Regions from separate parts of the Mus musculus genome. Here region 2 is linked to region 1. A link is a loop called in an ENCODE intact Hi-C map of the cell type or tissue named here. Cell type or tissue: left cerebral cortex. All regions are shown on one strand. Each heading gives the region's core, and the rest is flanking DNA. Links, peaks and the distances in the headings are about the cores only.

Region 1 (15,164 bases), core at 3,727-11,726:
CACTGAGAGCCTGAGTAGTGTCTCCGCGGTCTCGGTTGGCAGTGCTGTCCCGTAGCTTCCCCGCGAGCGCTTCTCTGCGCGGTGAGCCAAGAGCAGTCTCAGGCCACCTCCACACCTCTGAGCACACCCTCACTCCACGCTTCCTGTCACCGTTAGGCAAAAGCCGGACGGCGTCTCCGGGCCAGTAAAAGCAGTGCCTGGGAGTCTTCTTCTAGGAGAGCGTTTCTGTCAGCAGGGCGAACGCCCGGGTCGCCTTCCTCCGCGGGGTCCGCGAGCTGGTACGGGCAGCACGAGGCGTTGGCAGGCGGTGGTCCGGAGGTCGCCGCTTCCCCGCGGCCGCCGCTTGGTTTGCAACGCTCTGCTTGGTTTGAAACCCTCTGTTGTTGGCGGGAACCGGTGCACCAGCTGACACGCCTGCGGTGGCGCCACCTCTGGGACGCGGAGAATCAGCTGAATGGGTTGAGTTTCTGGCGGGCAAAAGCTCGCCAAAGTAGCACTCCGGTGTCACCGAACCCACCGTGTGCCTGATGGGAGGCTCTAAAAGAGATGGAAAAGTGAGGAAGTCACCTCCCCGGCGCTCAAAACTCTCCCCTCCCGGGACTCAGACCCACAGAGGAACGGATAATCCTCTTTATGCTTGCTACAGAACATACTCCCCTTAGTGAGTGAGCTGTAGGAGCTGATCTGAGACAATCCTGTTGAGAACCCCTCAGTGCAGTTGCTCGCTCCTCTGGTCTTGGGATTGCGAAGGGTGGCAGAAGCTGAAAGATTGAGTTCCAGGTGTTTCTGGGCTAACGTGAGATCTCATCTCAAAAAGCAGCCCTCCACTAGGGAGTGGCATTTGAGTCCAATTTTAAAGATCAGTAGAAGTTCCCCCATTTTGAGAAGAGAGGGAAGGGCATAAACAAAACCCAATACATGTTTCAGTATTTTGGTAAGAAAACTGTTTTGTGAAAAGAACTTTGTTTAAAATCTAGTTACTGTAAGAAAAAATTCCTTGGGTCCCATATGTGATACCACGTGTTTTTCAAACCAACATTTATGCTAAGTAAATTATCATTTGAAGTGGAAAACTGGTAGCAGGCATACTTTCCTCCTGAAAATGCTTAAATATCAGAGACCAAAGGAAGACAAAGATTATTGTTACATAGTGTACACGTTTTTTTATAGCCAACATTCTACATTCTTGGAAATTGCTGAAAATCTTAAAAACATTGTAAAAAGAGCAAGCTAATGAGGCTTGAATATGAATAATGTTCAAAGAAACCTCAAGGAAACCCTCAACAATAGCAAAGTCCTCCCCAATCTTGATACAGTTTTCTGTAATTTATCTCAAATAAAGTAACTGTAGCACAAGTTGGGGGTAAAGATCAAACTGGATTCTTCATTCCCTTATGTCTAAATTGAAGCTGTCATTTTTCTAATGAAAGGTTTTGACCAGGCCATGGTGCATGCCCTTAATCCCAGCACTCAAGAGGCAGAGGCAGGCAGTTATGTGAGTATGCAGTTGCATATGTGTGCATGCTGTGGAGGCCAGAAATTGATGTTGGCATTTCCCAGTAATCCTCCACTGTATTTTGGGAGACAGTGTCCCTCACTGAATTTGGAGCTCTTAAATTCTGCTAGGCTGGCTAGCCAGCCAGCTCCAGGGATCCTCTTGTGTCTGTTTCACCAGCACTGGTTAGGAACTCAGTTCCTAGTGCTTGTGTGGCAAGCACTTCATCAGTTGTGCAAATCTCACAACCTAAATAACCTAAGTTAATTGATTTTTTTTTTGTTGTTGTTGGTTGGTTGGTTTGATTTTTGAGGCAATCTCAAATACTTCTAGCCTAGGCTGGCCTAAAATGCACTATATAGCTTAGCTCAGGTTAGCTTCCAACTTGAAGTAGTTATTCTGCCTCAGCCCTCTTGAGTACTGGGATTATATCTATGACCAATTGAAATCTATCCCAAATCAAGGTTCTTTTATTACACTGCAATCCTAATTGCTAATATTAAATCTCTAAGTCACACTTGTCACACAGCAAAAATGAGCTACACAACAGAAAAGAAAAAAAACAAAAAACGTCCAGTGTTGTGTTTTATAAAAAAGAAAGAAGAAAGAAAGAAAGCCAGCCAGCCAGCCAGGAATATTCTTGGCCAGGGATCTATATGGTGAGGTAGAAGGGGGGTGCCTCTGTGGGCCCATGCTGAGTCATCCCTTCTCCCTGAGGTACCAGCTATAGTATAATATATATGGATATAGTATGGAATAGAGTTTATTTAGGGCATGGAGAGGGGAGTTGAGGGAGTAGAGGAAGAGAATGGAAGAGAAAGAGGAGAGGGAAAGAGGCCATCCAGGAACATGTGGAGAGAGCGAGGGAGGGACATGGGGAGAGAGGAAGAAGGGGCAGAGAAGAAGAAGATAAGAGAATGAGGAGGGGGCAAACAGCCTTTTTAATAGTGAGTTGGGCATACCAGGCTGTTGCCAGATAGCTGGGGTGGAGCCTAGAAGGAATGCTAGCACACAGAACTCTAAGGACCTTTACTGAAGGCAACCAGGCTTAAGGCTCATCCAAATGCAAAAGAGAATCATAATAGATAAAATAGTAATACAAAGAACCCAATCCCAGAGCTGTTCTGTGACAAAGCTGCCAAACCACCATTGGTTCAAGGCCTCAAAGCTGACTTAGGGCACAATGGATCCAGATGAATGGAAGTCCAACAGAGAAATAAACAATTCTGGAGACAGTCTACATTTGTTAATACTTGTTGATTCATATAGCCCAGGAATTGCAGAATTCCTTGGTCTGGTGTGTTTGATAAACTCACAAACCTGGTTTCTCTGATAATAATGATTCTTATATACCTAGGTGTCTATGTGTCCCTGGTTTATAAAGTTTAAAGGTGGTGGATTTTGAAATTTTATTTTAAAGATTTGTTTTAGTGTGATTGTTTTGCATGTTTAGCTGTTACCCACAAATATCAGAGGAAAGCATCAGATTCCCTGGAATTGGATGGTTGTGAGCTACCACATGGGTGTTAGAAATTGAACCCATGGCCTCAGCAAGAGCAACAGGTGTTTTATTTGCATTAATTTATCAGTGTAGTGCTTGTTTACTTGCACAAACAAAATGTAAAGCCTTTCTGCCTCAAAATTGAGCAAACTGCTGCTTAATAAAATTACAGGACAGAGGATGGGGGTTAGAGGTGACAGAGTCGAATGACAAATCTCAGGGAATCCTGTTCTGGAGAGTGTCACCAGCATCAGGGTGAAGATTTAAGCTTCACCAGCACATCAGCTTATATACAGTGTTTGAACCCATCCCATGCCCCTAAATACTTGACACACCATCACCATGCTCTAATGAAAGCCCTGTCTGGTAAGGTTCCTCAGAAGGTGGAGGAAGTACTGTCACCTGTTAGGACATCTGTGAAGATGGGGAAGCAGCCATCACCCTGCCTGGTTCCTCTTTGCTTTCTCTCTGGTGTTCCAGGAGCCATCTTAGATATAATACCATGAATGGCAGATCAGGACTCTTTGGAGGCATCTCAGGGGCCTGTGGAGCCTCGCTCACCATCCTACTTTTTCCTTCACAAGGTCAACTTCCATATTCCTCACAAAGCAGGACAAGGCATGGCCTGAAAGCCCAAATCTTTCTAGTATGGAGTAACTTAGGATATACCCTGATCTCCACAGTTGCCTTTATAACATCCTGCTAAGCCAAAACTGTTTCAAAGCAGAAGATAAGGCTACCTGTTTCCTTGTGTGGCAAATTAATGATAAACCATAGACTTAGAGTCTATTGTATTGTTTTTAAGTTGCTTTGGAGACAGGGTCTTCATATCCCAGGCTGCCCTTGAGCCAAGGATAATGTTGAACTTCTGTTCACCCTACCTCCATCCCACAAGCTGTGCCAACACAGCTTTATGAAATTCTAAAGATCCAACCCAAGGTTTCATGCATGTTAGTCAAGTACCCTAAAAACTGAAGTACATCCTCAGCATCCTGTTTAGATTTTAAAACCTGGGATTTGGGGTTGAGGTATAGCTTAGTGACCCTTTGTTCACTCTCTAGCATCATTTTAAAAAATTAAACATTTTAGACGAAAATCCTGAGATTTCTTTTTTTTTTTAATTTTATTTCATGTATGTGAGTACACTGTAGCTGTCTTTAGACACACCATAGGAGGGAATCAAATCACATTATAGATGATTGTGAGCCACCATGTAGTTGCTGGGAATTGAACTCAGGACCTCTGGAAGAGCAATCGGTGCTCTTAACCACTGAGCCATCACTCCAACCAGAGATTTCTTTATATTATTAATTTTGTGCACTTGACACCTAATGGCAGAGCAGAAAAATACAACAAATACAGAAGTAATTCTAACCACATTCAGCAGACATTGTGTTTTTTATTGCTCAAGCCCCTTTGTAAGAATACTAAGAGACACCAACACTACTAATACTTATAAAAGACAAGTTGGATTATATGAACAAGTAATGGCTATTGAGAGGTCAAAGCTATGAAAGATTACTTCTAGGGCTGGGGATTAGATCAGTGGAAGAGTGTTTGTGTAGCATGTACAGAATCTCAAACAAAATGGTAAGGAGGACAGAAAAAGAAGGGAAACTTACTAGATCACTGAAGAAAATTGCTTGTTCTACCTAGCAGCTATTAACTCAGTAATTTCTCATAGTCCCTCCATCCTCTGTAATAGAATGTGACAGACCACATTGTATACATGTAAACATAGCCGCTGTGAGTTCAATTCCAAAGATCTCTATGCGGAAAGATCATCCCCCTTCTAACTCCAGCCTCACAGGCCAGATCCTACTTGTTCAGTGGAGAGGAACCCCCTGTCCAGGAAAGGAAGATGGGTCTGATAAAAGGATTTGATTTCTGGGACAGAGAGAAAGAGGTGTGATGGTGAATCCTGACTGTCAACTAAAAATGACTTCTCTCTAGGCTGGTCTGAGAGGACATTTCCTGAGAGGATTAGCTGAAGAGAGAGCTGCCCGCTTGGACAGTACCTTCCTGCAGCAGGCTGGGTGTAAATGGGTCTGAGAGGAAAGCAGTGGTGTGCTCATCTTTGCTTCTTGTTGGTGTACCTATGGTGTACTTCTGTTACTGCTGCCATCCTTAATTGGCACAGGAAATTTTCAACCCTCTAACATGGATGGAAGGCCTGCAGCTCTCCAAGAATCCTATACAGCATCAGCATCATGTTGGTATTGCAGAGGCATCCAGCCTGCGATCCTGAGCAGCTAACCAGGTTTTCAGTCTTCCAGTACCCTGATAGCCATTTCTAGACTTCTTTAATGCTAAAGGGTTGTAGAATTTCCCCACAGGCACCTGCCAAGTTAAAGCGAACCGAGCTTCAATGCATGCCACTAAGGGCCTAGCTTTTAGAATTTTTGGAGGGAGCCTCACCAAGTTCCCTGTAAAAGAGATAAAAGCAGGTTTAGTTACTGTAGCAGCCCCAGTATGAACTGCCTAGTACTTATCACATAAAACAATCTAATAAATTCCTTTTCTTAATATTTATAATCAGCAGTTCAGAGAGTTGTAAAATATCTTCCATTCTCCTGTAGTAATTGTCTCTGAGGTCTACTGCCTCAGTCTGCTAACCTAGGCCTAGTCCTGGAAGTTTCTAGCCTCCATACAATCTTAACTAGGTCTAGAATGCTTTCAGTATCTGAAACTTAGTGCTGAATAAGTTTACCATTTCTTTCTTTCTTTTCTTTTTTTTTCTTTTCTTTTTTTTTTAAGTTTACCATTTCTTATTCTTTCTGGTCTCTAGCTGGTTCAACTCAGCCATTCTGGCTCAAACTCCTATTCAAGCTGACTCAGTCGGGCCTCAATTCTCTCTCTCCCTCTCCCTCTCCCTCTCCCTCTCCCTCTCCCTCTCCCTCTCCCTCTCCCTCTCCCTCTCCCTCTCTCCCTCTCTCCCTCTCTTCCTCTCCCTCTCTCCCTCTCTCCCTCTCTCCCTCTCTTCCTCTCTCCCTCTCTCCCTCTCCCTCTCCCTCTCCCTCTCCCTCTCCCACCCTCTTGAGTTACTCTGCTTTGCTTCATATTAACTTTGGCAATCTGTTCTAATCTTCTGGCTCCTTCTCATTCTCTGGCTTGTTCTGTCTTCATTTATGTCTATCTTGTTCCCTTTGTAACCTGTCTCAGTACAACTGTCCAGGTCAAACTGCCTTTTTCCTTTCTCTCTTCTCTGCCTGCATTGCTCTCTTAAGTAAGCACTTTTTCCTCTCTTCTCATGAGAATTGGACATATCTGTAGTGGCCATTCCTGGTTGTCAACTTGACTATATTTGGAATGAACTACAATCCAGAATTGGAAGGCTCACCAGTGACCCTTATCTGGAGGCTTAGAAATAGAAGTTTCTGATCTGGATCTTGGTATAGAGATCTTGAGCCATAGTGGCTATGGATTCCAGAAGATTAAATCTCCGAGTGAATTTAAGGTCATCTAGGATTAAAGGTGTGGTAGAACACACCTTTAATCTGGGCTACACCTTCTGCTGGAGACAATATAAGGACATTGGAAGAAGGGAGTCTTGCTCTTGCTCCTTTGCCTGCTTGCTGTGTGAGACTGAGTAACTGCTAGATCCTTGGACTTCCATTCACAGCTACTACTGAACCATTGTTGAGAATTGGGCTGCAAACTGTAAGTCATCAATAAATTCCTTTTTTATATAGAGACTATCCATAAGTTCTGTGACTCTAGAAAACCCTGACTAAAACAATATCCTATTCTGTCAAATTTTTCTCTGATTCATCACTTTGTCTGCCATTCTCAAACATGGGTACTTCCTTTTATAAACTAACTTCACCTTCATTGTCTAGGATTAAAGGTATGTGCTAAGGGCTCAGCTACACCACAACTAGGAACAACTTTTTTCAATAGGTAACAATCTTAGGCTGGAGAGATGGCTCAGTGGTTAAGAGCACTGGCTCTGAGTTCAGTTACCAGCAACCATATGGTAGCTCACAAACCATCTATAAAAGGGGTTTGATGCCCTCTTCTAGTGTCTCTGAAGACAGCTACAGTGTACTTATAAATAAAATAAATCCTTTTTAAAAAAATAACAATCTCAGAGTTCACAGTGTGATGGAATATCCTGCAACAGAGAGTGGTCCTTGACCTTTGAAGAAACTGTTAGGTATATTTTTATTTACATCAAATAAAGCAGTTTTTTAAAAGGCCTGCCCAATAAGCGGGAAATCACACCTGGTACTGGAAACCTAGCCAACTATCTGGGGCAAGTGTGGTCATGGGTCTTGGGGAGAACATATAACTCCCATTTTATTAAGTCGGCATAATTTTACCGTACATTCTAAATATTTATTCTTATACTCATAGAGAAGTGTGGATCTCATCTCTCCTCAAAGAAACATCTCTTTTGGACAGATGGAGATCATTACAGAAAACCACAACCAAACTGCAGAGAATAAGTGACTATATTATTGTCCATCCTCAATGGGTAGATTACAACACAATTGCAGATACATCTACAACATCTCACTCTGTAGACCAAACTGGCCTTGAAACCACAGAAATCTGCCTGGTTTTGCCTCTCAAGTGCTTGGACTGAAGGTGTGTCTCACCGAGCCCAGCTAGAAAAACTTTTTTTTTTTTTTTCAAAAAGGAACATAAGGAAAGGAAAGAGCACAAGATAAAAAACATACTTTAACAATGAAAAGAAAACATGATTAAAATTAAGGACAAAAAATAATTCTTTACAGGTTTAAAATAGCCACCCAAAGAGTACAGGTTATTGCCGTTGTTCTTGGTTACCCACTGGGACTTGATGGTAAGACCCTGTTGTTGAAGACACCACATAGTTTGCTCGTAGAACTTCGAAAAACCAAATTGATACAGATCTGGAAGCATCATCCTTGCTGGCTAGCTTCCACAGTGCTGGAATGTGTTTTGCAGGTTCCTAGGAGAGAAAAAAGTTAACAGTCTTATTCAGCCATGATTCCTCCAAGCTCCAATAATCTGTGGCCTGACAAGACATGCCCTTTGGTTCAATAATGACATGAATGTTACAGGGTAACCAAAAACTTCCTAATTGGATTTAAGTCCCACTACACAGGAAAGAACTCTTGTGTACTAAATCTGGCCAAGAACTTGTGGTTAGAGAGGGCATAGGCCCTACTCCCACAATTTTATTAAAGGGACACAGTGTCAAACTGCCCTCTAAATACTTGTACCCACAATGCAGCTCTCTCTCATCAGAGAAGCTCCTCTGTGCAGTGGTGGTTATATAGAAATTACAACAAGCCAAACTGCAGAGAATAATTGACTGTGCTGTGCTCGGCCCTGAACAGGACATTTGTATCTCATCTTCACACTTCAAAAGGCCAGGGAACCTTGCAGAAGAGGGAGGGAGAAAGGTTGGAAAAGCCAGAGGCATGGGAAGATTGTTGCAAAATGTCTTCTGAACATGACTATTCCACTCATGGATTCATAGAACCCGTGGTTGCCAGCATAGAAAATGGTACAAGAGTGAGTCAGTCAGTGCGCCAGCGTAAAGAGGGAGGAGACTCATGAGACTCCACCCCAACCCTAGATGAGGCGTGGTTGGCATTTGATGCTTCTAGAAAAGGGAGTCCCTTTTCAGTGGCATAGCCCACAGTCGTTTACCCATCCACCAGTAGATGGCACCCTCTATCCATGTGCATACCAGTAGCACTAATTAAACTTGCTGGAATAAAAGAGGAAGAGGTGGTCATGACATTGGAAAAGGGTGGGGCATGTCCCCAGAATAGTTAGGGGGAGGAAGAGGGATGAGAATGACCTAAATTCATGTGTGAAATTACAAAATAAATAAATAAATAAATATTTTATAAAATATAGCAAAAAGTCAAAAGATGAGAAAAAGAAACTAAAAAACAATGAATTGGAGAAGCCTCTGTGTGGGTCTCTTGGAATCTGCAAGGCGGAGTCCCTTGTGTTTCCTAAACCTGGCACTGTACCAGCAGAGTGCTGGGCTGGCCTCATGATTGCTTTGATACTACATTCATCTTAGAAACTTCCCTTTTTATGTGCCCCAGAAGCAAATGCTGACCACACTGAGCTTTGCAACCCGTGGAAGAGGTTTTCACTTGCATCAGAGAATTATTGATTTGTGTATGAAGGGGTGTCTATGTGTAAGCCAAGTGCTATCTCCTACATGTCTCAGAGAGCAGGTGAAGTAGAGATCTGAGCTCTTTTCTGGAGGGAAGAACAGAGAGAGAAGCTAGCACTCAAGTTTAGTAGTTTCAGATTATGCCTAGCAGTCAAACACCTCGTGGGTGGGTGGAGGCTGCAGAAATCAAGTGATCCAGTGTGCTTGGGTTCAGAGCCTTCAATGAGCAGTTTGCTGACCACAGACTTAAGCTTACAATTCTCTATTGTTATCCTCATATTACCAAGTTTGCTCCTTGGTTCAAAGAGTAGAAACATTGTGCTTTCACAGCCCAAATTCCCTTCTGTCTAAATTTCTTAGTATGTCCTCATCTGCCATGCTCTTCTCCATGACTGTCTCTTGTGGCCCTCTCCCACCCAAACACTGGTAGGATGACTCTGGAAGTTCCTCTCATGATTTTTTTTTTTTTCGAGACAGTGTTTCTCTGTATAGCCCCAGCTGTCCTGGAACTCACTTTGTAGACCAAGCTGGCTTCGAACTCAGAAATCTGCCTGCCTCTGCCTCCCAAGTGCTGGGATTAAAGGCATGCGCCACCACGCCCGGCATGACTTGTTTTTCTTAACAGTCAGAGATTCACACAGAGGCAGCTTCTAATCTACCACCATACTCTGGAAATCCTAATGCCTTGCTTCATAAGCATCCTGAGATCAAGATAATGGGTCATAACTGGAGTGTAATTCAGTATTTAGAGAGCATAATTAGCATGTTTGTGGCCCCAAGACACAGCAGTCAGTCAAGAAGCAAAAGGATGCCACAAGTGGAAAAAGGTGGCTTCCAAGTGCCTAACAGAATTTGTCCTTCAAGGGTCCACCCAAGCAGCCTCTAGTACAAGAGGGATCCAGCCTTCTCCAAAGAAGGAAGGCTGAAGCTAAGTTCGCAGAATGCAGGATTCCCTCCTGGGGATAGAGAGGGGGGTGGGGGCTAAGATACAGACAGGGTCACTATGCTGATGGAGAACATCTACCAGTGTGTGGTCCCCATTCTAGCCTGAAACTTATTCTTAGAGCAACTTATTATTCAAAATAACTCATATATATAGCTATGTTATATTGGATACTAACAAGCAAAAAAAAAATGACAAACAAAAACTTTAAAATGGAAAATATGGAGGCTTAGCAATGGTGAGTGGTGAGGAAGGGAATATGGGAAATACAGACTGTGAGTTACAAAGACAGATATTTGAAAAAAAATTAGATGTTGTAGTTTTTTAAATTCACAGATACATGGCTAACTAGGAAAAAAAAACAAGAGAGTAATGATAAACATTAAGAATATGGTAAAAAAAAAAAAAAAAAAGAAGTCAAAGATCCTACATGGAAATTCTAAAATACCGACAGCATGCTATTATATAATCTCAAGGGTGGAAAGTGGATGTTCATTTTATATTTTCTTTATTTAAAAAAAGTGGGGCTGGAAAGATAATTTAGCAGTTAAGAGCACGTGCTGCTCTTCCAGAGGACCTGAGTTCTGACCCGAGCGCCCACATCAGGCAGCTCACAACTGCTTATCACTCTAACTCTAGTCTTATATACACCCTTACACACAAATGAAGTCTTTTAAACAAGCCACATATATTTTATACAAGATTGTAATATACAATAAACTTCACTATTTATAAAGAAAAGCTATGTATTCCCCTCTCCTCCCACCACATCTCCCCCTCCTCCCCTGGTGCTTTGAGAAAGAGTTTTTCTGTATAGCCTTTGGCTTGCTTTTCTGTATAGCTCTTGAAACTTGCTCTGTAGAACAGGCTGGCCTCACAGAGATCCACCTGCTTCTGCCTCTGCCTCCTGCCTCTCTGCCTCTCTGCCTCTCTGCCTCTCTGCCTCTGCCTCCAGTGCTGGGAATAAAGGTGTGCACTGTCACCACCTGCCTAGCCATTATTTTCTCTTATTCCCCTTTCCTATAGATCTCTTCTTGCCCTCTCATTATCCATTTCTCCTCTAATGTCCTACAAATACATATTTCTACATCCTGCATATGAGATGCAGTCTAGTTTATTTTGCTTAACACGATCTCCAGTTCTATCTACTTTCCTGCAAAAGTCATGATTTCATTCTTTGCTGGCTTAAATTTTTAAAAAATGAAATATAAAATGTATATTATTTTCAAGGATTCTGTAATAAGGCAGATATAAGCTCTGTGGTGGTGGTATGCCACCTATAATCCTAGCAGAGTCAGGCAGAGTTCAAGGCCAGCCTGAGCTATAGAGTGAGTTCCAAGTACAGCTAGAGCTACACAGAGAAAACCTGTCTTAAAAGAAACAAAATAAATAAAATAAAGTTATTAAAAAATTAATTTGTGTGATGGACATTTAATTGTAGTCAGACAAAGTACATGGAATTAACATCCTGGAAGTGAAGACTATATGTGTTTATAAGGAAAGCATTTTTAAAAGTCAAGTGCTTTATATTTCCAAAGAGCCTTTTGCTGACCAGTTATGAAAGAGAATATGACAGTATATTAAGAGTCTTATTTTCTGGAGAAATTATTGACACACTGCTTTTAAGGTCAAGCATATATTAAGAAAGAACAGTAGCATCCCTCATAATTTAAAAATTAAAATATTACAGGTACTGGATAAAACTATAAGAAACAAAGATGTGTAATAAGAAGGAGAAAAGAGGTAAATGTGCCATTATTTTGCATGATCAACAGTATAAAAAGCTTTATCACAAGATAAACAATCTTACCTAATAAATGAGCCCAACAAGGTTATTAGTCTAGGAGAAAACTGAATATTATCCTGCACAAAAATATTATCAACTAGAAAAATAATAAAACCATAGTTTCCCTTCAGGATAGACACAGATCTGGATTGTATTTAGTAATTAACACGAGCTGTGTAAAATCCAGAGGGAAGTGCTGTAAGATCGAGAATTGACAAATGGGACCTAATGAAACTCCAAAGTTTCTGCAAGGCAAAAGACACCGTCAATAAGACAAAAAGACCACCAACAGATTGGGAAAGGATCTTTACCTATCCTAAATCAGATAGGGGACTGATATCCAACATATATAAAGAACTCAAGAAGGTGGACTTCAGAAAATCAAATAACCCCATTAAAAAATGGGGCTCAGAACTGAACAAAGAATTCTCACCTGAGGAATACCGAATGGCAGAGAAGCACCTGAAAAAATGTTCAACATCCTTAATCATCAGGGAAATGCAAATCAAAACAACCCTGAGATTCCACCTCACACCAGTCAGAATGGCTAAGATCAAAAATTCAGGTGACAGCAGATGCTGGCGTGGATGTGGAGAAAGAGGAACACTCCTCCATTGTTGGTGGGATTGCAGGCTTGTACAACCACTCTGGAAATCAGTCTGGCGGTTCCTCAGAAAATTGGACATAGTACTACCGGAGGATCCAGCAATACCTCTCCTGGGCATATATCCAGAAGATGCCCAACTGGTAAGAAGGACACATGCTCCACTATGTTCATAGCAGCCTTATTTATAATAGCCAGAAGCTGGAAAGAACCCAGATGCCCCTCAACAGAGGAATGGATACAGAAAATGTGGTACATCTACACAATGGAGTACTACTCAGCTATTAAAAAGAATGAATTTATGAAATTCCTAGCCAAATGGATGGACCTGGAGGGCATCATCCTGAGTGAGGTAACACATTCACAAAGGAACTCACACAATATGTACTCACTGATAAGTGGATATTATCCCAAAACCTAGGATACCCAAGATATAAGATACAATTTGCTAAACGCATGAAACTCAAGAAAAATGAAGACTGAAGTGTGGACACTATGCCCCTCCTTATAATTGGGAACAAAACACCCTTGGAAGGAGTTACAGAGACAAAGTTTGGAGCTGAGATGAAAGGATGGACCATGTAGAGACTGCCATATCCAGGGATCAACCCCATAATCAGCATCCAAACGTTGACACCATTGCATACACTAGCAAGATTTTATCGAAAGGACCCAGATGTAGCTGTCTCTTGTGAGACTATGCTGGGGCCTAGCAAACACAGAAGTGGATGCTCACAGTCAGCTAATGGATGGATCACAGGGCTCCCAATGGAGGAGCTAGAGAAAGTACCCAAGGAGCTAAAGGGATCTGCAACCCTATAGGTGGAACAACAATATGAACTAACCAGTACCCTGGAGCTCTTGACTCTAGCTGCATATGTATCAAAAGATGGCCTAGTCGGCCATCACTGGAAAGAGAGGCCCATTGGACATGCAAACTTTATATGCCCCAGTACAGGGGAACGCCAGGGCCAAAAATGGGGAGTGGGTGGGTAGGGAGTGGGGGTGGGTGGCTATGGGGGACTTTTGGTATAGCATTGGAAATGTAAATGAGCTAAATACCTAATAAAAATGGAAAAGAAAAAAAAAACAAAAAAAGAAAAACAAAAAAAAAAAAAAAACAAAAAAAACCCAACCAACCAAACAAACAAACAAAAAAAATCCAGAGGGAAATCATAGCCTATTTAAAAATCATGAAAAGAGGAGATAGTGCTTATGGACTGGATGAAACAATAAAGATAAAGACCTAATTTATCCTAAAACTAATGTATACATTTAGTATACTTCCAAAACTATTGCAGTTATGTTTTTAAAGGGGAATATCAGCTTTTCCAGATCTGGCACATCCACAATAACTTCATACTCCTGGCTAGCTGGAATGGAGTCAAATTAGGATGGTGTGGTAGAAGTGGAACTCATGACCACCCTACAAACCTGTTCACATACCCAGTAGTCATGTTCAGGTGATGTACATAAATAAATGTCTAGTTGCCAAACAAGGTATCCCACACCTTTAATCACAGCTCTTGGGAGGACAAGGCTAGGAGTATCTTTATGAGTTTGAGACCAGCCTGGTCTACATAGAGAGTTTCAGGACAGCCAGAGCTACATAGAGAGACCTGTCTCAAACAAACAAACAAACAGACAAACAAACAAAAAAACAAAAGGACTAATTAACTTCCTAGTTAATATAGGTGAAAATACCTTAAATCATTCTAATATCACAGTAGTTGCTGGGTTTTGAACTCATGACCTTTGGGAGGGCAATGAGTGCTCTTAACCACTGAGCCATTTTTCCAGGCCTAGTATTCATTCTAATAACAATTTCATTATCCAAACTAATTTAGATGCTGACTAGCAGAAAAATTAAAATGGGAATATTGGGCTTAGGCTGAAAAGACTGATTCTATGTCTTTCAAAAGAAAAATGTCTGAAAATATGACAGACTAGCCAATCTAACAAATATGTCGATATGAGGGAAGAAATAGAATGTAGGTTATGTGACCAAAGAGGAACTGACAAAGTTCACTTGCATAACCCGAACAATAAGTAGTGTGGGTCCATGATATTCTTATGAGATGCTCTTATCCTGTACTGACTGTGCCTGGAACTTGATGTATAGGCCAGGCTAGCCTCCAGGTTGCAGAGATTTACCTGCCTCTGTCTCCTGAGAGCTGGGATCAAAAGTGTGTGCCGCTATGTCCAGCCTTTTTATCTTTACTTTTAAAAGAAAGCATGCATGTGCTTTAATACAAACTCTTAAATAGTAAGTCTTTCTGTTTTAAATAGAAAAAAAACCCAGCAAATTGGTTAGCTTTTATCACAGGCATGTATAACATCTAATTTATGACTAAGTGGCTGGAAGTGAAAACCTGTAGGTATTCGAAGGACCCACAGCTTGGAAGTACAATACTGACCACAAGCTGCTACTTAATTTAAACAAAGTTTAAATTAGTTTTCACAGCTATGCTACCCATGCTTTAGATGAACATGACTGTGACTAGTATTACGGGCATCAGAGTATGGAATATTTCCATCACTGCATAATATTTTGTTGTGTATCTCTGTTGTAAATACCATAGGGTTTGTATTTTGCACCCCTGTAGTATATGTGGTTTTCATACTTAGAACTCCTCAAAGTTATTATGAACTAATGCCAAAATGTGGGTGCTACATGAAGACAAGAACCGTGTCTGTGCAAAACAAGA
Region 2 (15,164 bases), core at 4,682-12,681, 140 kb after region 1:
TACAGAGCAAGTTCCAGGACAGCCCTGGCTACCCAGGGAAACTCTTATTCCAAAAACCAAAATGAATGAACGAATGAATGAGAGCTTGAATATTTGATACTGCAGCATGCAGAGCATCTTAACTTTGGTCAGCACTGACTGTTATCTCTAAAACTGCCAATGCTGAGAATACCACAACACACAAATATGTTGTACAAAATGGCAGTTATTTGCTTAGGGTTGTCCCTGGAATTGTTGGAAATCCTTTCTTAATCCCAAGCCAAAATTTATTTAATGATTCTTTATGAAAGTCAAACATCCTTAACAAACATTTTAAAATCAAGTATTTTAATAAAAAAAATCCCAAAGATATAATAATTTAATACATGGTAAAGAACCATGGTATGAAAATATCTATTCTTTATCTTCTACAGAACAACGGTATGAAAACATCAAACCTTTAACGTTCACAGTTAAACTAGTAGGTTGCTATAAGAGCAGAAGTTCTGTGTATTTAGTGAAAAGGGCAATTTCTAACACACAACGGTCTTGAATGTGAACTGCTATTTCAGGCAGGGTTCACTGTTCTTGTGGGTTGTGATGGGATGTGCAGTGCAAAGTTCTTGTGTGTGTGTGTGTGTGTGTGTGTGTGTGTGTGTGTGTGTGTTTTCAGACTAGGGCTTCAGTGAAGTTGTGAGACATAACACAGGTGAGCACTACCAGAAACCTTGATTTCATGTCAGGTTTGATCTGAAGCATTTTCTGATTGTTTCATGTTCAGAAATGTTTTTACTTTTGTCCAACTTTCAGCCTCCCATCCACGCACCAAAGCCAACCTCTGGGTCAGAACTAACATCCTGTGGCTAATAGATACATAGATTAAAAAAAAACATTTGGAACTTATGAACATAACAGACCACTTGTTTATACCACCTCACAGCTAAGAATGTCACCAGATGGCACCTTGGACCTACTGAGACTCTTTCTCCCATCTTGCTGTACCCACCTCTCTGATAGACTCACCACTGTGTTTTAAACTTGCTTCGATTGATGGTTTTTTTTTTATAGTAAAACTATAAAATTTCACGAAATCACTTCTGTGTTGGAACATGAAATCTGGGGTAATGTAAATCTGAGTTTCTGGTCCATGGCCACTCAAAATGCCTCCAGGATAAATTATCTCGTCTTCCCTCTAAAATGACAGCTGCATTATTTGTGTGTACTATCATGACTCTCAGTTTAAGGACCTGGGAGTAGAGGAGACAGCTGAGAATCAGAGTCAATGGCCAGAACACGAAGAGGGTTGTCAAGAGCCACGCTCGCTCCACCTAGGTTAAGCCTGCAGATGCAAAGCAAAGTTCTTTTACAAGTTGCAGAAACTCCCAAGGCAGATAACAGGAAATGAGGAAATGAGGAAATGAGACCAAGGAGACCTGTGTATACTTGCTCGAAATGGTGATTGGTAGATCAGTGGAAAGCTTAGAAAACTGTCAGCATGTCTTTGTTGTTTAGTGCTTTTACTAACTGCCTTTAAAATAGTTTTCAAAGAAAAGGACAGCGATGTAGTTGAGTGGTAGAGTATTTGCCTAGCATGCTGAAAGGCCCTGGGTTTGATCATCAGCAACATACACACACACACACACACACACACACACACACACACAAGCAGTCCAATTCTGAGTGCCATGATTGGATACTGGACAAGTAAGGGCTTATTAAATGAATTTCGGTGAATAACTGCTATAAATAGAATTTAGTTCAAACTTTAGTAAAGTTGCCTGAAACTGCAAGTGAAGAGCTTTGGTGTATTTTAGGTAGCTGTAATGGCACATTACGGTAACATCAGTTTTGTTAAAGGAACTATTCTATTTTTTTTCCCTAATGAATAACAGCTGCTTTCGAGTTGGCATGGCAACTGCCGTTAAAGCATGATGGAAATAATTATGAATCTTAAGACTTTTCTGAGGGATATGCATAAGAATGTAATGAACACACACACAAACACATACACACACACACACATTCACAGGTTTAATTTACCTTGGTAAAGGCACATGGAGCACAGTAACACAATTATGCTAGTTATCATAAATAAATTTGAATGTCAATCTCACTTCTGTCACCTAACAGCTGTGCAACTTTGGGCATGTTTTTTGTTTCATGGAGTCTCAATTTCTTCTAAGAAATTCAAATGATGGTCTTCATAGGGCTACTTGGAAGAACAGAGTAAAAAATCTCATTAGAACCACGTGTAGCAAGACATTTAAAAAACTATCAAGAGCTAGAAAATGATACATGCCTTAAGAAACCTGTTTCCTTGGATTGTGGATAGTATCTGTATAAAATTGTTTGCTTTGATCTCTCTCTCTCTCTCTCTCTCTCTCTCTCTCTCTCTCTCTCTCTCTCTCTCTCGTCCTCCTCCTCTTCTTCTGTATGTGTGTTTGGAATAGATGGTCTCTTCTCTGTGAGCACACATTGGCGTCTCTGTGTATGTCAAGGTGGTGGTGCTTAAGTGGACATCAGGTGTCTTCTTTGATTGCATTCCATTTTATTTAGTGAGCAAAGTTGTCTTTGCTGAATCTGAAGTTCTCAGATACTGGCTAGTGCATCTACCTAGCTTGCTCTAGGAATTCCCTGTTTCTCCCTCACCAGTGCCTCCAGAGCCAGTTCCACTGTGCTGCCGTCAAGGTGCTGGGCTCACTCTCCCAAGTGCTGCAGCCTAGGAGCCTATGGGGTTGAATGGGCCAGCTCTTCCACTCTCACACCCTGGGGCTGGCTCACCTGTGCCTTTGCCTCCACTGTGTTGCTCAGGCAAGGTGCATGGCCCAGCTCCTCAGAGGCAGGGGTCAGCTCTCTTGATCTGGAAGAGAGGGGGAATGGCATCATCCCCACACCCATGCAACCTCACTGCAGATGAGTGGTAAGGCCAGTTCTTCCACGCTCTTGCCCTTGGGGCTGGCTCACCTGCACAGCCTCTAATAGGGCCAGCTCGACTGTGACCCATTCTCCAGCAGCCCACTAGGGACAGGGCCAGCTCACCAGCTGTCATTACCCCAGGGCCAGATCTCCCAACTGCCACAGGTGGTAAGGGGTGAGGGTGGAGGAGGACACCACCCCCACACCCATGCCACGTCATAGCAGATGAGTGTTATCGTCATTGTTCTTGTGGGTTTGTTTTTTTTTAAACAAAAACAAACAAACAAACAAAAAACAAAAACAAGGGTTCTGGGAATCAAACTGCAGATTTCACACTTTATCCAGATTTCACTTTATTCGCTGAGCCATCTCTCTAGCGCCCCCCTTTTTTCTAAAGAAGTTATTGAACTCTCAAGGATTCATAAGCATCAGTAACTACATTTATTTATATGTAGAGTGTTTTTTCTCTGTGTATTTTCTTAGTAAATATATCGAACCTGTATGTAGGATATAAAACATAATATATTTTTTGGCTTGGTGTAATTTACCTTCATTTATAGAATGCTGGTTCTGTGTACAGCTGCTTCACATTTGAATGCTGCTATGCAGCTGAGCCCCAAATAGCACCATTATCTTCAGGGATATTATTTAGTATAGATGAACGTGTAGGGGTGCACATTGGGGTGTAGGTAAGCATATTCATATTGATATGCATATGTGTGTGGAGGCCCAAGGTGGACATTGGCAATTTTCCTAATTGTTCTTCCACATTAGTCTTTGATGCAGGGTATTTTAGCCAAATCCAGAGCTTGCTGATAGGGCTAGTCAAGCTAGCTAGCTTGCTCTGTGGATTCCCTTTCCCACTGTCTGAGGTCACAATTACAAGCCAACGGACAAAAGTACCCAGTATCTATGTGGGTTCCCAAACTCGAGTCACCTTATTTGATTTGCAAGTGTTAACCACTAAGACATATCTCCAGCACTGAATGTTGTTTTTGTTTGTTTGCTTGCTTTTGGTATGTGTGTTTTGCTGCATGGATATGAAGGTACACAAGTGTGCCTGCAGTATGGAGGCCAGAGGTCAATGTCATTGTCTTCCTCAGTTGCTCCTCTACTTGACGTTTTGACCTAGAGCTCATTGTTTAGGCTAGGCTTTGCCAGTCAATGAGGTCTCTGGATCCACCTGTGTCCACGCCCCCTCCTCAAGGGCTGCAGATGTTCCCTGCTGTCCCTGGCTTCTTATGTGAGTGCTGGGGCCCTGAGAGCAGGTCCTCATAATTGTGCAGCGGGCACTTTGCCAACTCAGTCATCTCCCAGCCCAATTAGATTTTTTTTTTTTTTTTTTTAGTGTTTGTTATTAACTAGATTTCCATTACAGCAACAAACTCCTGAGATAACCAGCTTAAAGGGAAGGAACATTTGTTTTAGTACAATGTTTCAGAGGTTTCAGGCCACTGACACATTTCTTTTGAATACATTCTTTCTGCCTGTGGCAAGACAGCATACCATGACAGGGAGCATGTGGCGAAGCAAGGTTCTGATCTCCTGATGGATAGGAAGTAGAAAGGAGAGTAAAGACAGCAGTGCCACAACCCCTTCTGAAAGCACCCCCCCCCACACACACACCAGGTCCCACCTCTTAAAGGTTGTACCATTTTCTAAGGCATCAAACTGAGGGCCAAATCTTTCAAACACAAACCCTTTCAGGGACAACTCAGGTACAAACTATCACAGTTTTCTTTCCTTTTCTAGGGCAAAAATTTCCATTGTCTTTGGTGAAAGCTATTAATCACTCTTGTTTTTTGTTTGTTTTGTTTTATTATCTATCTATCTATCTATCTATCTATCTATCTATCTATCTATCTATCTATCTGTTTATTTTTGAGACAGGGTTTCCCTGTGTAGCTCTGACTGTCCTGGAACTCACTCTGTAGATCATGCTGGCTCAAACTCAGAGATACCCTCTGCTTCTGCCTCTCAAGGGCTGGGATTAAAGGGGTGTGCCACCACCACCTCCTGGGGATCGATCACTTTTATAATGAACAGATTTCATTCGTGAGGCTGCATTACAGGGGGTTCTAAGCACACAACACATTCCAGCCATGGCACCACACTATCCTTGGATCTAAATCTTTTAAATCTTACTCCAGAAAACTCTGCTCATCGGTGTGCAAGTTTCTGCTGTATCATACATGTGTTTGAACCAGACGGGATGCCTTTGTATTCTCAACCCTAAAGCTATTGTTAAGATTTATTTTTATTTTTTATATCTATGAAAGTTTTCTTGGTAGTATGTATGTGCAGCACACATGTGCCTAGTGTCTGAGGAGCACACGAGAGTATGTCAGGATTCCTGGATTTGGAGTTACAGATGTCTGTGTGCTACTATTGGTTGCTGCCAATGGAATCCAGGTCCTCTGTAAAGAATAGCTGGTGCCCCTAACTATTCTTTTTTTTTTTTTAATCCCTAAAAGATATTGTTAAACCATAATGTAATCATAAAGCAAATTACTTAAAGAATTCCATTGCTTTCATCAGAACTAGGTATGGACTTTTGAAATTATGTACCAATATTCCTTAAAGATATTTTTGTCTTAAATTTATTAGTGATCGATGTATTTTCTGGAAACAGTGCCTGGTGTACACATATACTACGCTGCCAAGCCTGAGGAGTGATTAACTTAGTTCCATGTCTTTTGAGAAGATACTAAATGAATGAACATGAATATTATCATCTTTATCTTATTCTGGTGTCCTTTCAGAGTTTATTATTCAGTTAGACAGGCCCTCTCTGCCTCTCTCTGCCTCTGTCTCTCTGTCTCTCTCTATGTGTGTGAGTGTGTGTGTGTGTGTGTGTGTGTGTGTGTGTGTGTGTATGTTTGTAGACAGGCTTTTGCTATGTTGCTCTGGCTGCCCTCTAACTGAATTCTTAAGCTCAGGTGTTCCTCTTCCCTGGACTTGTCCACTAGCTGGGACTGCTGTCGATGTGGCTGATTGGCACAACACTTGCCTATCATGTCCCCAGCCCTGCTTCTAACACTACTATGCATCAAACCTGAAGGAAAGCTGCTATTAGCCTAATGACCTGTGACCTTCAGAAATGACTGTACTTGGGACTGGACTGTGGCTTCCTCCAGGGCAGACGCCATGGGATTTAAGTTCATTTTCTGGACTAGGGACTTAGGTCTGCCATAAAGCAGGCAACTCAGTAAGTGTTTGGAGTTTCTGACTGGGTACTGCATAGTGAGTGCTTTTATGATACCAACCAGGCTGGGCACTAAAACAAGCCCCAAACCCCTCAAGAAAAAAATCTCCCGGCCCCATCCAGCTTGATCTTGAGAGCTGTGGCTAGTGAGTGCTTACTGAGCTTGGGGCTTTTCTCAAGTTCACTACGCAGAAATCCCTTTCCTTAGATATCATTTTCTTCAGTGGTATAGCCACAGATGTTGTCATTAAATTTGGGGTCACAGCCCATGTCCCAAGCCAGGTTGGGCCACCTTCATTACTTAGCCAATTAAAAGAGTCAAATAAATAGTAGAAAGCAGGATAAGGTGATGTATTCAATATGGTCACATTGGTAAGAGGGACAAAGGGATCCAGTGAGCCCTGATGTCTGTCTTTGGTGTCTTGAATTGAGATTAAAGCTTAAACACAGGGCCAAGGACATGCATATTGAAGGAAATCACTGCACCTGGACCTAACTTCCATTTTTTTAAAAGGAACAACTAATACAAATAATTGAATTTTTCCATGCTGTATGGGGCCTTGCTAACGTTTTTTTCTCTAGTCCCCTAGCTACTGACTCCTCAAACCAAATGACATCTGTTTGAACTAAATAATGATGGGCCTTTGGAATCCTCCCACTCTCTGTTAAAAGGTCTCATTACAAGTATGGTCTAATGCTGACCTCTGAGTGTCTTACAGACTGAAAGTCGCATTTGAAAAATTGCTTTCTAGACAATATGGCTAATTGAAACCTGAATAAATGTCTGTTTGCTCTGATAAAGTAAGTATATTTTGCTATTGTATATATGAAATATAATTGTATATTATCTGTTTGTAATAACTAGCACTGTTTCCTGATTTTATAAGAGATTTAAACATTTGATTGTCAAGGCCTATAGACTTACTCTACTAAACTAGAGATTTTAAATTTTGCTTTAGAAGTAAGATTCTATATTCTTCTGTGCTGTGATATTAATTTTTCCGGGCTCTACATGATTCTTTTTAAGTTGTGCAAGCCTTTTAAAGATTGACAGGTATTAGATATTTGTAAATCTATATGTAATTACCTCATTTTCCAAACAGATGTACTGTTGTGGTTTTAAATAATCTTTTTTTTTTTTTTTTCCCGAGACAGGGTTTCTCTGTGTAGTCCTGGCTGTTCTGGAACTCACTCTGTAGACCAGGCTGGGCTCGAACTCAGAAATCTGCCTGCCTCTGCCTCCCAAGTGCTGGGATTAAAGGCGTGTGCCCCCACCGCCCAGCGGTTTTATATAATCTTATAGCTAACTATTTTCTGTTGTGGTGATTTTGTTTTTGTAAAGCCTTATAACTAAGCAGTCTGTTAGAGTTCTACAGCGGTACAGCTTCTGACAGAGGAATGTGAACAAGATTTGTGAGGTGAAGTAGAATATTGTGAGTGCTTTTATACTACCAACAGGGGTGGACAACAACACAAGCCCCCAAGCCCCCAAGCCCCCAAGCCCCCAAGCCCCCAAGGGAAATCACCTGGCACCACGTAGTCTACCCTGAAGCTATTCTAAAGAGATACTTGTGTGTCTCAGTCAGACTACAGAAACAAAGGACCTTAGAGAAATGGGAATTTCCCTAGAACTCTCAAGCTGGGGGAAAAAAGAGGCCAGCCAGAGAGGGAACTAGCTTTCTAGAAAGATTTCACAGAGTTTTAGCAATGCACCAGACCAAGTTATGAGATGAGACTGAAGCCCAGACAATGATGGGCCAATGGCGAGTGAGATAACACATTGACTGTTACTGCATAGACGTGGATCTCCTGGGCCCTTAAACTTTAATCTTATGTCAGGATACTGAAGATAGACTGTGTGTGTTGTGTGTGTGGGTGCAGCTAACTGGATCTCCCTGTCCCTCCACCCTATGTGGCCATGTTGAATAAATCTCCTTATTCTGCTCTCCATTATTAATGCCTTTTAGTTGCCTTGAGGACAAGTGACCCAACCTGGCTTGGAGTTCCCAACTAAGTTTCAATAGTACGTTGCCTATGTTCTGGTAAATACCCCCCACTCCCCATCTTCAAACACATTCATGCAAGCAACTGTAATTAAACTCGGGGATTAAAAAAAGACATCGAAGTAGCAGGAGGCTTTAGAGTGAGATGATTAATGGAGGTGTATCTGTTAGAATGCATCCAACATACATATGAGATTGTCAAATAAAAAAAGCACAGAGTTTGCAAAAAGGGCAATCCCTTATACCCGTAGTAGTTTGTAGTTCTTAAGTATTATTTCTATTATTTTAAATTACGTGTATGCGTGTGTCTGTATGTGGGTGGTATGTGGATGTGAGTGCAGGTGCCCATGGAGCCCAGAAGGGAGGCATTACTAGCAGGTGATTGTGAACTGCCAACTGTAGATTACTGGGGACTGAACTCGCATTTTCTGAAAGAGCAGTACCTGCTTTTAGCCACTGAGTCTTCTCTCTAGCCTCGGTTTTTAGTTTTTGAATGACAGCTAAAGCCTGGTGTTGATTATAACCAGGATGCAATAGTTTTTTCCAAAATGATTGCACCGTGCATGAAGCACACAGCCCCACGAATCTTCTTCATACACCCGGGTAATCACCACCACATCAAGAAAAAACAGGTTCCCAGCTCATACATTGTAATGAGCATAGTTTTTTAGAAAAATGTTTTTTAGGCATGTAAAAATAGTGTAGTCAGGATCCCCACTACACTCAAGGCTGCACCTGATAACCATAACTCCGTACACCACTCACTCAAAGATAACAAGAGATAGTCCTAGAACTAACTCCACGATGCCCAGTGAACAGTATATAAGCAGAGACTAAGAGCAATGCTCTGCTCTGCACATCTGGAGAGATGCCACTTTGATCTGCCCTGTGGCTGGAGAATCTTTTCTAGGATCCTGCCCCTGGAATCAGAAATTTCTGTTTGAGACTGGACCTGACCTTCAGCCAAGATACATCGCATAGGTAAGCAGCCTCGGGAGATAGGCTTAGGACCGTAGTTAGGAATTCAGAGTGTTTATATTGTGTGAAGACCCAAAGCATAACTAAATAAAACTTGTTATACTAACTACGCGTATCTACCTTCTAGCTCGCGACACTCAGCAAGTTCCCGTGCACCCTAGCTCTCAGCACACGCCCCACCTTCCAACGCTGAAACTTCTCTCACTGTCCCTACATCTTGCACGGGATTGTCTTGAAGGAGGAAGGACTAGGTGGACAGTCTCTCGGGGAGGATGGACGCGGGCTCCAGTCCTCCCGATGGGCCCTTCAGAAGGTCCATACAGTGCTGGCTCCACATTCCGAAGGAACCAAGCTGGCAGTTATCAGGGAGGATCCTCACACTCAGTTAAGACCGAGGGTAGCCGGCCCCATCTGGGGAGCGCCAGGGTGCACGTTGGCAGTACTCAAGCACGCCGCGATGGCTGCGGGGCGGGCTCTCACGTCTGCCACTTGTCCCGCACCTTTTGCGTGGGCTGGGCTCCCGCGCCAGGGTAGTCGGGCGTGGCCCAGGGCGCGACCCTCCGGGAAGCGGGCGGCCGGGGGCGGCGCTGCTGAGCGGGGATGTGCGGCGCGCGCCCATTGGCTGCGCTTTCCCCGACCACACCGCCCAGCCGCCCACTTCCCGGCCTCTCTCCGCTCCCCCATTGGCCGTCCTGCCTGGGGGGTTTGGGGTGGGCGGCTGAAGAAGAGTGGAGGGTGAGCGGTTCTCCCGGGAAGAGTGTGAGCAAGAGCCAATCAGGAGCAGACGTGGAAAAGAGGCGCCACGCCAACCAGTCAGACCCCGAGGCGCGGTCGGGACCCGTGACGCCATAGCGCTCTCAGCCAATGGGCGCACCGCTGTCGGTCCGCTCTTCAGCAGCCGGTCGGGGGCGGTGAAAAGCGAGTGAGGAGAGCGCGACCACGGCGTAGCCATCGCTGAAGGGAGAGCGAGGCCCGAGCTTCCGCGTCGAGGTGAGCGGCACGGGCTCTGTCGCAGGCTCGGCCGCGGCCCCTCCGCACTTGGCCGCCGTTTTGCGGGAGTCCTAGGCCGGGCTGCGTTGAGGTGGGGCCTGCGAACCGCCCCGCCCCCGCCCCGCCACGGCCGCCTGGAGGCGGGGGCGCCTCCTCTGCTGGGACTGTCCCTGCGCGGCGTGGCCGGGCCGCCGCCCTCCCGACTGCCAGGGCCGCGGCGAGGGAGCTTAGAGGCCCCTGGCCTGCAACCCGGGGAGGCAGGGGTTCCGTCTGCGGGGGGAGGCCGCGCAGAGGCGGCCACGGTGGGGGCCCGAGTTAACGGAGGAGGGTGGCGGCCTGGGATTGAGAGGAAGAAAGTGATGGGAAAGGGGTGATGCTCTGGAGAGGGCGTCCAGTGAGGAGGCCCCTGCTCCAGAGTGGGATCGGCCTCTGGGAAGTAGGTATCAATGGCGTTGCGGAGAAATCAGCTGAGAGATGGAGAACTGGTTTGGGGTTTGAAGGTTAAGGTCTCTGGACCAATGGGGACAGGGCATGTGGAGTGTGAGAAGGTACACACAGAAACCGGAAGGTGTCCGAGGAGTGGATTTTAGATGAGGGGTGGATGGAGGCTGTCTGACTAGAAGGCGTTATTTGGTTTCTTGGAAAGTACACAAGGAACAGTCAAGGTGGATTTCTGTGTGCTTGCTCAAGGGTGGGGATCTTTTGTGAACAGTGGAGTGAGTTGGGAGTACAGAGTTGAGAGAGAGTATCTCAGGATGACAGCTCGGAACACTCAACGTAGCTACCTACTGAGGCTGATCATTAGCTCACCTTTATGCTGTCCCCTGGATGATCCATCTGATTGTTTAGCCACAGCTCACACAAACTTAGCTCTTAGAAGTAATGGGTATTAAGTATTCTTTGATTTTTTTTTTTTTTTTTTTTGGACTGGGAAATTGCTTAATTCTTAAAGAAAAGTGCTAAGGGCAACATTTAAAGAGTCTGGTTGGGGATGGATAATGGATGGGTAATATGACATGAGGATGGTGCAAGGTGTCTTACAAAAACAGAAGTGATACTGTGTGAATGTAGTTGTGCAGTTCTGAATGAGCAATCTTTTTAATGTAGTGGAATTTGTTTTATGCTTGTTGGGCAGTTGCTTTCACTTTTGAGACTAGTTTTGTAGTTAAATAAACAAAAAATATTTTCACTTAAGAAAGACATTAGTATATGTGTGTTGCTGTCAACTGCTTTCCTCTTTGAAGCTTTTATTTGTAGGGTACAGGTAGAATTAAATCCACATTTTCAGTGGATTTAAATGGGAGAGATAATTTCTGCTTAAAGATAGGACAAAAGGCCGGTGAAAAGTTACAGTTTGAGGGCAGAATTCAAGAGAGCAGTTGTATAAATGTTTTCTTATTCACCAGCTCAGCATAGAATTTTAGCTAATGGATCATTCTTTAGGACAGAGAAGGTATTTGTGGGTAACACATTACTGTAATTACATTTTGCTTTTAGTATAATCTAGTTCCCAAAGGGCTGAGTTACCTGTAAGCAGAGAGACAGTTCAAGAGAAGGGCAAGTTTTTTGGAAAAGGTGAATTTTGGGTCATTTGCACCAGGAGTTGGTGTGTGGGTTATTACTAGACACAAGAATGATTACAGTAGTTTGGATGAAGTATAAGCAGACTGTGGATTTAAAAACCTCACAAGTGTAAATAGTTTCTAAGTCCAATTACAGATCTGTCTGAAGAAATGGTTAGATATGTAGCCATCAGTTAAGCTTCTTCCTGCAGCTTGGTTGGTTGGTAAATAGTGGTTCCCTGTGATGGCTCGAAGGAACAGAACAGTTGGACTGAAGATGGGGCATATATGCACCCCCCAATTTTTTTGATAGTTAGAAATTTATTGGTTGCTACTTTGTGCCAGAAACTGTTTTGAGCTTTCCAAGTATCATTATTTGATTGTATTTCATAGGTGAGGGAGAGGTTCAGACAGATTTGACTTGCCTAAGGTTACACCAGCTATTATTACATGGCAAGTCGGATTTGGCAGAATCAGACATGAATTGAACATTTGCTTGATGACAGACACTGGAGAATGCTGGAGATTCATGATTTACCAGAAAATCCAAAGGTCAGACCTGAGCCTGTTAGAGAAAAGACTTGTTATAAAAGAAGTAAAGGAGGCATGGGGGCTAGGGGATGGTGGTGTTGGGATTGTCAGCACACGCCTTTAATCCCAGCACGCAGGAGGCAGAGGGAGGTGGGCTTTGAGTTCGAGGCCAGCCTGGTCTACAAAGCAAGCCCAGGACAATTAGGGCTATTACAGAGAAACAGTGTCTTGAAAAACAAAACAAAGTCAGTAAAGGATAAAGATTGCTTGTAAAGATTTTGTAGGTACTGAAGAGTATGCTGTTTAGAGAAGCCTAGAGCTGACTTTTTTGAAAGAAAGACCTAGAGACTGAGAAGAAAGATGGTTAAAAGAAGCCACTGAGTTAAATAAGGAAAAAAGAAATGTAAATGTAGAGTCAAGATCACTGAGGTCAATCATGATATGGGTCAGCAATCATGCTTGGTGTGGTCATAGTTATGGTCACATGGGGGAGGGGAATCATAGCAGGGCCCCTTGCAATGTTTTAGTCTTTGACTAAAGAAGATCTGAGTACTCAATATGCTTGTACTGAAAAAAAAAATTCCAGATAAAAATGAGCATTGTTTTTATCATTAAGGGATAACATCTATTCAACAGAAATGGGACAGTTGGGGCTATGTAGGTCTACATAGCTTGGGGTGAGAGCAGAGATGGACTTACTTAACATCTGCTCCATGTGAGCTATTTTGGAAAGCATGTTCTGATGTTGGAAATGACTGAGTTGTTGTGAATTGAAATGGTACATCCTAAAAGATGACTTTTGCTTAATCTGAAGTATTAGGTTATTGAAGCACCTTGAATCATAGAGATAGGGTCCTGACTTTTCTGAACATTTATTTTTCTTAGAGATTAAGAAAAGAACTTAAGGTTAAAAGAAAGCTGTGAACCACTCATAGAACTGGGTCATTTTTAACTGTTTCTTTTGGTCTTACATCCTTCCTTCTTCCCATACATAGTTTCTTTAGTTCCTCCCATTGTTGGGTTTGATATGGACCTAAGAGTTTCAGTTCAGTAAACAGTATAAAAGTGCTACATTTATTTTTAACTGATTAAACAGTTAAAAGCTCACCACTAGGACTGGTTAGATGGTTCATTCAGTAAAGTGTTTGCTGTTCAAGCATGAAAACAGTTTGGATTTCTGGCACCCTATGGGGCATTACACGGCTGAAATCTCAGTATTGAGGAGGTAGAGACATGGGGATCCATGGGGCTCGCAGGCTTGCTAGTCTAATCAGAGACTTTGTCTTAAAAATAAAGCAGAGAAGCAATTGGGGGAAATAGCCTATGTCAACCTCTAGCTTTCATATATAGAAGACACACTTGTATAATGCACACACATGACACACACAAATGCCACATATACTTCACTCTTGTATTCCCAATTCAAATAGAGACATATCAATCAAATAGTTCTTTGTTTAGCAAGTAATTATTCCCAAGCAAACTAGGAGGATCTTTCCAAGGATCAGTGCAGATTGAGTTCAATCTCATACATGAAAAGGGAGAAATATTATAAATCCATTTAGTTTTAACCTTCATTTGGCATATAGAGATTGTGGAATAAGTATACATGTGATTTCTGTTTCATCTGGACACTGTTATGTTCCTTAAATAGATAATCACAATTACCTTTTGTTTTCTTATGTGCGAGCTGCATTTTACAAATGAGAATGAGGCTCAGAAAACGTAGGTTAGAGAGCTAAGTGTCAGAACTAGGATATAGTCCTTACTTTGGCAGGGCAAGGTGTCATGTGCTTGTAATCTCAGCACTGGGGAGGCAGAGGCAGGAGGATTCTGAGTTTGAAGCTGCCTGGGTTGCATAGCAAGAGTCTGTATAAGAGAAAAAACAAAACAAAACAAAAACAAAAAACCCCAAAAACCTAAACCCATGTTTTGTTTCTTAAACTCACAAAGATAAGGACTTACTTATTAATATCTGTAATTGAAAAACGTGTCATATAACCTCTAGTATTTAATAGCTATTTAATACCTTAAAGGATAGGTAGGTCTCAGCCCCCACTCCCCAACTTTGAAACATAATCTGTGTTGTCCTGGCTGGCTTAGAATTCTCTAGGTAGACCAGGCTGATATTGAACTCACAATTATAGTCTGCTTTTGCTTTCTGAGTGCTGAGACCAAAGGTATATGCCACCATGCTAAAATCCTGCTTCAGTTGTTTGTGCCCTGTGATCCTACCTCTAAATATGTAGTAGTGAGTTTGTTTCATACAGGGTTGATTATGTTACATTTTCCTGTTTTAGAGATATGTGTCTACATTTCAGTATTTTTTAAATGTTAGAAATGGATCCTGTATCTTAAAGTCAAATATAACTGAGAATTGAGGAAGTATGGGAGTTGCATGTAGTTTTTATGTATAATGCTTTTAGAATTTTTTTGTCTTCATTTTCTTCCTAGCCTCCCCCTTTTTATTTAACATTCATTTACTTTTCTTTAAATTATTGCTCATTCTCTTGAGTTAATACGGTGTAGAAAATGTGTCATAATGTAACAATTCACATCAAACTTTGAATCAGTAGGTTTGAGGTTTAATTTTGGCCTTGTCAGCAATTTCATGTTTAACTGTAAGCAAGTAACTTCCCCTTTGTGGGCTTTAGCTTCTTCGACTGTCACGGTGGCAGGGAGAGCTTTAAAAATGATTATTGCTTTTTTTTTTAACCTCATTTTCCCTTTTTATCTTCCTTTCTTTCCTCCTGTCATTTTTGACATGGATTCCTAAGGATATAGTTATGTTCTTAATTATTATAAAGAGTGAATTCCTTGTGTTACTGAGACAGGCTATCTTAGCAGATACTCATTAAATTGTTAGCAAAGAAACAGATAAATGTCATCTCTTCTCCGAGCTAATTAATAAAAACTAATAAAAACATGTTGGTAAAGTACATGTAATTTTTAAAAAGCTGTTGAAAATCTAGCATCAGAGCTTAATGGCAGAAAAAGTAC

What was found. Hi-C counts contacts between places; a loop is a spot of excess contacts. Peaks named below come from ENCODE experiments on the same cell type or tissue, not always from the same donor. Only the 100,000 strongest peaks of a DNase experiment are listed, where the experiment ranks them.
Region 2: it touches region 1 in a loop (2.4-fold over the local background); 19 of 42 quality-filtered maps call a loop at or near these places.

Annotation. Positions count from the first base shown.
Region 1 is chr7:113,369,468-113,384,631 of GRCm38, forward strand. It overlaps a transcript of Btbd10 not described here. Among named protein-coding and RNA genes, the nearest start is that of Btbd10, 7.7 kb to the left of the region's middle. In left cerebral cortex, for the core only: a CTCF peak has its summit at 8,654 (motif pointing right); DNase peaks (open chromatin) are centred at 8,603 and 9,027.
Region 2 is chr7:113,503,867-113,519,030 of GRCm38, forward strand. Far1 (fatty acyl CoA reductase 1) reads left to right here and starts at 9,968. Exons shown (of 13, transcript NM_027379.4): 1 at 9,968-10,071. In left cerebral cortex, for the core only: a CTCF peak has its summit at 9,638; DNase peaks (open chromatin) are centred at 9,860 and 10,582; H3K4me3 peaks cover 2,295 bases; H3K27ac peaks cover 1,285 bases.